Linked DNA regions of Homo sapiens: region 2 is linked to region 1. The links are chromatin contacts, found by Hi-C or POLR2A ChIA-PET in ENCODE. All regions are on one chromosome and are shown on one strand. Each heading gives the region's core, a stretch centred on a gene start or an enhancer-like site at or near the end of the contact. The rest is flanking DNA. Distances are from core to core; before and after follow the strand shown. Region 1 overlaps BFSP1 (beaded filament structural protein 1). Region 2 overlaps LOC107985440 (a long non-coding RNA gene).

Evidence for each region. A loop is a pair of places that touch in the nucleus more often than their neighbours do. ChIA-PET counts read pairs that join two places held with the same protein, here RNA polymerase II (POLR2A). Pooled maps may share reads with other maps.
Region 2: a loop to region 1 is called in a pooled map, with 2.8 times the contacts of the local background. The contact joins two enhancer-like sites. A Hi-C loop is called at or near these places in 2 of 50 pooled maps. POLR2A ChIA-PET finds 5 or more read pairs at or near these places in 2 of 52 experiments (WTC11 and activated T-cell).

What each region holds. Positions count from the first base shown.
Region 1 is chr20:17,504,246-17,506,945 of GRCh38, reverse strand. The region is part of intron 5 of BFSP1 (beaded filament structural protein 1); the gene reads left to right. Among named protein-coding and RNA genes, the nearest start is that of BFSP1, 26 kb to the left of the region's middle. RefSeq lists an enhancer at 1,911-2,434. Within about 2 kb of position 1,450, at least 19 of the 41 ENCODE cell types and tissues checked have a DNase peak (open chromatin) inside an H3K27ac peak, as active enhancers do.
Region 2 is chr20:17,823,432-17,827,117 of GRCh38, reverse strand. The region is part of intron 2 of LOC107985440 (a long non-coding RNA gene); the gene reads left to right. Among named protein-coding and RNA genes, the nearest start is that of BANF2, 130 kb to the right of the region's middle. Within about 2 kb of position 1,722, at least 7 of the 41 ENCODE cell types and tissues checked have a DNase peak (open chromatin) inside an H3K27ac peak, as active enhancers do.

The DNA.
Region 1 (2,700 bases), core at 201-2,700:
CTCAAACATCTCTTCTGTGCTGCCTCCTCCACTCCCACCCGTGGCATTCTGATGGAGACCGCTTCTCAGAAAAATGATGGTAAAGGCATAAAATAAAATACAGATAATTTAAAGGAAACCAGGCTGGGTGTGGTGGCTCACGCCTGTAATGCCAGCACTTTGGGAGGGCAAGGTGAGTGGACTGCTCGAGTCCAGGAATTTGAGACCAGCCTGGGCCACATGACGAAACCCCACCTCTACAAAAAATACAAAAATTAGCTGGGCGTGGTGGTGCGTGCCTGTGGTTCCAGCTACTTAGGAAGCTGACATGGGAGGACTGCCTGAGCCTGGAGAGGTTGAGGCTGCAGTGAGCTGAGACTGAGCCACTGCACTCCAGCCTGGGCAACAGAATGAGACCCCGTTTCCAAAAAAAAAAAAAAAGAAACTAATTATATTAAAACAGTTATCAAAATATTACTGAATCATTTTAAATAAAATGACAGATGTGCTTATACTCACTCAGTAACAAGCTATAGCATGTAGCTGATGAAACACGGCTGTGTCCATTTTCTGTTGCTGCCTTGATGAGTCACCACCAGCACCCGTGTCATCGCAGTTGTGTAGGTGGGAAGTCTGGGTGGGTCCTATCGGTTTCTCTGCTCTGGGTCTCAAAAGGTAGAAAGAAAGATGTTGGCCAGCCTGGGCCCTTGTCCAGAGGCTGTTAGGGGAGAATTTGCTTCCAGTCTCATTCAAGTTCTTGGCAGGAGTGAGGACCCTGTTTCTTTGCCGGCTGCTGGCCAGGAGTGGCTGTCAGGGCTGCCCAGGCTCCTTGGCTTCAGGCCCCTCCACGTTCGGAGCCGGCAGCGAACTCTGAACCCTCTTCCTGCGTCTCATCTCAATGACTTGGACTTACACGTTTCTCTGACTTCTGTTTTTAGGGGATAATCTTGAATAAACTCCTTTCCTTAAAAAAGGGTAACTGATTAAGAACTTTAATTATATCTGCAAAGTCCCTTTTTGCCATGTAACATATTCAAGGGTGTAGCACCAAGGGGAAAAGGTCACGGGGGCCAAAATTCTGCCTCCTTAGCTCTGATGAAAACCCAGACGTGGCTGGGTGCGCCCGGGAGCTCCTGACTCAGTGGGTCTGGGGTGTGGCCCGGGATGCTGCATGTCTAGGTGTCCCTGTGATGGTGCTGCGGCTGGTCCAGGAGCCACACTGAGAACCACAGGGTAAGGGCGGGTCCCAGGGAGTGGGCGAATGTTCCACCTGGTCCCCCTGTGTCCCAGGCTTGGGCCTCATTTCAAATGTTTGTGGCTGGGTTTTTGCTGGTTTTAAAGGTTTTAGTGGCTTCCCAATGTAGCAGCTAAGCTAGAGCTGAAGGAAGATGTGGCCGCACACCGCCGGGCAGGGCCCGCTCTGTGGCCGGAACTCGGTGGAGGGCGGGCCGAGAGAGAGCGTCTGCTAGCACCAGGGCCGTGGCAGCGGGTTCCGCCTATGGTTAGGGCGTCCGAAGCTTCCCGAACTCTCCACAGCAGGGGTCGTCAGGGTGAGGTCCCCGTCCCAGCAGCGGGGGCACCACCTGGGAACTTGTCAGAAATGCAGATTCACAGGCACCCCAGACCACTGACCCAGGAGCTCTGGGGCGGGCCGGTGCGCCTTGTTTAAGCCCTCCACGTGGCTCTGCGGGCTCAGTCTGGGAGACGCTGGGCGGACGATGGGAGAATAGTGCCTGGGCTTGGAGCTGGAAGCTGGAAGCCTCTCCTTCAAATAAGTGCACATATACCCGTAAGAGCCCCGGAGGAAGCACTTCGGACAGGTGGAGAGGAAAGGACAGGTAATTCTAGTTCCCTAAATTGCATGGACTGAGAGTTTCTGTGACAGGGAAGTAAAGAAAGTCACTTTTTAAAATTGCAAAGTGGGAACCGCCCATGTCTCATTTCTCATTAAAGTCACTTAGCACCATCTAGTGGTTTAGTTTGTGTAAGACAGTATGTAATGAGTTTCCTTTTTTTTTTTTTTAAGACAAAACAAAAACAAAAACAAAAACAAAAAAAAAACCTTACACCTAAAGGTGTCTGGGGTCCTAAGGACTGAGGTGAGAGCTCACCCCTCCAGATGGGGCTCGCGTCAGGCTCCTGCCTGTGTCGTGCCCTCAGCGGCTCACAGCCCAGTGGGGAGACAGATATAAACCAGGCAATCTAACGGTCCAGGCAGAAACAGCAGTCACCTGGCTCCGGATAAAGTTCAGGTTGCCACATGGCCCCACCGTTGGAGGAACCCTGGGCCAACCTCTCTTCTCTTCGTCTCCTGACCCCTCCTGCAGTTTCTGGGACCTCCCCTTTGCTCATTCCTTCTCTCCTTTCTGGAAGTCCCTTTCCTTCCTCGGTTCCCAGGACCGGTCCTGCCTCCTCCTGGAAGCCCCTTTCTTCCTCTGAGATGCCCTGGGCGTGCCTCCCCTGCTGGACTGCGGCCTTCTAGAGGAGGGTCCGTGTCTCATTCTCCTCGGCCAGGCTGGTGCTGGGTGGCAGTGGACGCCGTGCCACAGTGGCTCTCGTCACAGGCATCTCCATTCCTGTTGAGCTCCTGAGACAGGAGCTCTTACTGGTTTTCCTGAACACTCTTCCTTCTGATGAAAGGTTTAAATTATGGAGCTGTAAAAACCACATCGGTATAGACATCAGTCCACTTTTATAAACCAAGTCATCACTTCACTGGAC
Region 2 (3,686 bases), core at 473-2,972, 320 kb before region 1:
TCAGTAGGATATACAGAGTATTTTGGAAGACTTAGTTTATATTGTCTGGGATTTTAAAATTTGGTGAATCATTCTCCAAGAAGATGATTATAAATTTAAAAAAATAAATAAATAATAAAATCTGATGAAGGTTAAGATAACAATAAAAACACCGAAAGCCAAGGTGACCATGTCAATCTAGAACCATGGGTTGCACGGGACAGAGAAGACTGAGAGAGAGGATGCATCTGAGAGGGCTGGGACGTGTGCAGAAGCACAAGTTTGGATGGGAAGTCTCCAGCAGGCAGTCCGTGGAGGTGTGGCTGGTGGCAGAATTGTTGGAGCAATGGGAGCATCCTGTGGAGTATTTTCCCTCTGCCATGAAGCATTCCTGTTTCTGCCACTGCTATCATTCAGAGATTGAATCTAATTCCCTGCTCTTGGACCTGAGGTGACCTTTGACTTCTTTTAATGAGTAGAATGCAGTGCAAGTGATGCTATATAAGTATAATGGTTTCAGTCATTTTCAGCTTCTGCCTTTACTTCTTTAATGGCTCCTTCTTGGACCCTCACTGCCATTCTGTGAGGAAGCCCAGGCAGCCAAGTGGAGAGGCCCACACAGAGGAACCAAGGCTGCCAGTCAACAGCTCCGCAGATCCCCAGCCAGTAGCCCGGTGGAGCCATGTGAGTGAGGCAATTCTGTAACCTTCCAGCCATCCCAGGGTCCCAGCTAACACTAGGCAAAGCAAAGGAAACACCCGGTCAACCCACAGAATGGAGAGAAATGATACATTTTTGTCGTTTTGAGTCACCAAGTTTCAGAGTATTTTGTGACTCAGAAATAGGTGGCTGAAGCAGGGCCACTTCTGCTCTGCAGGTGGGCACAGGCCAGTCTGCTGGAAGGGTATGTGTGTTGAACTGGCTCTGAGGCCTTGTGAGGTTAGACGTGCTGGAAGATCCTAATAGGGAAAGGTTTCTTTACAAAAATTATACTTATCAAAGTTATATATATACACACACAGACACATATGTGTGTGCGTGTGTGTGTGTGTGTGTTATATAGTGGCAACAACTCAGTTACATCAGAAAGGCTTACAATGAAAAGCAATCGTGTCTCTCCTGCTGTACTTGCCCCTGTTCACTCCCAGTCCTACTCCCCCAAGACAGCATCTTTTGCCAGTTGCTGTTTATGGATTTTCTCCACACTCCAAATCACATACTTATACCTCCGTTCCTCAGTTACCATCTTTAGACAACAGCTATTCACTCCCCAATACCTAAGATGAGCATTTAGCTCACTACTCCCAATGTCTGAACTTTCATGACTATTTTTGACTCCTGCATGAGCATTTCCTCTTCTGACAGCAGTCGCTGATTCCCAGCTCTGTAAGATGAGGACATCAGTGCCCCTCCCTTTCTTTCTGCTTTTCTCTTCCCTTCTTCAATCACTCGTGTTTTGTGCCTCTGCTTCTACCACTTCATAGCACTGTGGTGTTTAATCTCGGGTGCCTGGGCTTCCTGGGAGAGCAGCCATGAATTCCTTAAAATTAAGTGTAAAATTGTGTGTGTGTATTTATGATCCATTTCCTGGGGAGAGTCCAGAGCTTTCATCAGACACTCCCAGAGGGGTCAAGCTCGGGTGCTGTATGGGACTCTGTACTGAGGTCTTCCGTCCGCCACCAGAGCCACCCTCATCCTTCTTCAGACTTCCGGCTGGGTGTGGCCAATGGGGGGCCCGGGCAGGAGTAGCAGGAAGGGGACGAGGAGAGTGAGGAAAGGCATTTGCTTATTCCTGTGGCTCCGTCTCTGCTGGGTCATCTCGGGCTGGTTGAGTCTCAGCTGAAGGACCTTACTCCGCCAACGGTTGCCTTTTCCACGTAGCTATCTCCTTTGGTAAAGGCTTAATTGTTCCTAGCCCCAGGTCACTGCATTTTTCTTGGTGGTCTTATACACCCTGCCCATACCTTTGTAAACAGTCCTTTTAATAAGTCATCTGGAATTCTCTTAATTTGATTGTGACATTTGTTTCCTGTTGGGACTCTGTAATGACCATGTTCCTCGGACACAAACTCTGAGACAGAGGTTATATGCAGGAAGTTTTCGGACAGTGCTCTTGGGCAGAGGGAGGAGTTGAACTGCGATGTTGTCACCATGAGGGCTGGAGCTGGCCCTGTGGGAGATCTGAAGCTGGGATAGTCTTTGGAGTTATTCCAGTCCAGGCAAGGGGGCCCAAATGACCAGACATTGGATGCCAGGAGGGGACATAAGCTTGGTCAAAGTGGGTCTCTTCAGGTGAGGGCAGTTCTCAGGAAGGGCCCCCTGGCAGCAGGGACAGCCTGGCCTCTAGGGCAAGGAGAGCCTGGGTCTCAAAGCGGGAGGGGTTGGGGGTTATGGGGAGGCCCCTGGAATGCACTGCAGACCCAACCTTGGTCTGGTCGCTAGGCCGGGCCTTTTGTTCGCTGCATCCTGACACCTAGCACAGTGTCCCACACAGTGTAGGAGCTCAGCCAATATTTGTTGAATGAATGACTGAATGGAGTAACAACAAGCTTCTTTAATTGATTAAAATTCATAAAACTCAGAGCGCTTATGTATCGCTGCTTTTTTCAATTTTTATTTTTTAACTTTTTGTTTTGAAATACTTTCACACTTAGAAAAAAACTTATAAAAATGAGACAAAAATCATCCAGGTTTCCCAACTTGTAACATTTGCCTCTCTCTCTTATATATGTGTGTATATACACGTATTCACATATATATACGCAAACTGTTATTAATTTCTGAAACACTTTAGAAAGTTGGAGACCTCCTGCCCCTTTATCGTTAAATATTTCAGCATCTATCTCCTAAACATGAAGACATCTTCTTACACACCTGCGGTGCAATTTATCAAATTCAAGAGATAGAACACTGACTCATAGCTACTATCTGATGTACAGTCCCTTATAGAAACTCCCTCCCCACGTCAAGGATTTGATCCCGGATTACACCCTGCCCTCCACTGTCTTGTCTCTTGGTCTTTTTCCTTTGTCCTTCATGGCCCTGGCATTTTAAAGGACCCATTGTTTCAGGAAATGCTCTCAAGTTCAGGTCTGTCTGTTTCCTTATGATCAGATGAAGGCTGTGCCATTGGCAGGAACCACTCTTCATCTCCAAACCTAGTGGGTTCAAAGTTCACTGCGTCTCTCTTCCCTGTACTCTCCTCAGGGAGGAGCCACTATACCCAGTTTCTATTCTTAGGTCCAAGGGTGAAATCACCTACTCAAGGTCGCACACTTAATGACTGAGCTAAGTCCAGGTACCCTTAGCTGCCGCTCAGCATCTTTTTCACCACACCTGGTAAAAGAAGGGACTTCCACAAACACTTCCCCTCTCCCTTGGCCTCTGGAGGAGGCACCCACTTCCTAACCCAGCCCTTCGTTGTGCTAACTGGGGTAATGGGCTACCTTGATTTTCAAAATAAAGCCTCTAGAGCTGCTCTCAGAAGGGAAACCTCTGGAAGAGGGCTTGTAGGAGGGGGAGGAGGGAGAAGGGGGAGTGAGACAGGACGCTGGCAGGGCGGAGAGTTTGAGGGTGAGAGGGAGGGCTGGGTGAGCCCCTGCCCTGTGGCGTGGGCTTTGGAGACAGAGACGGACAGAAGGACTCTGTAAGAAGTTTGCAGTGGGCAGCGTTGGGTTTGGCACATGGCTCCCGACCCCCAACTCTTT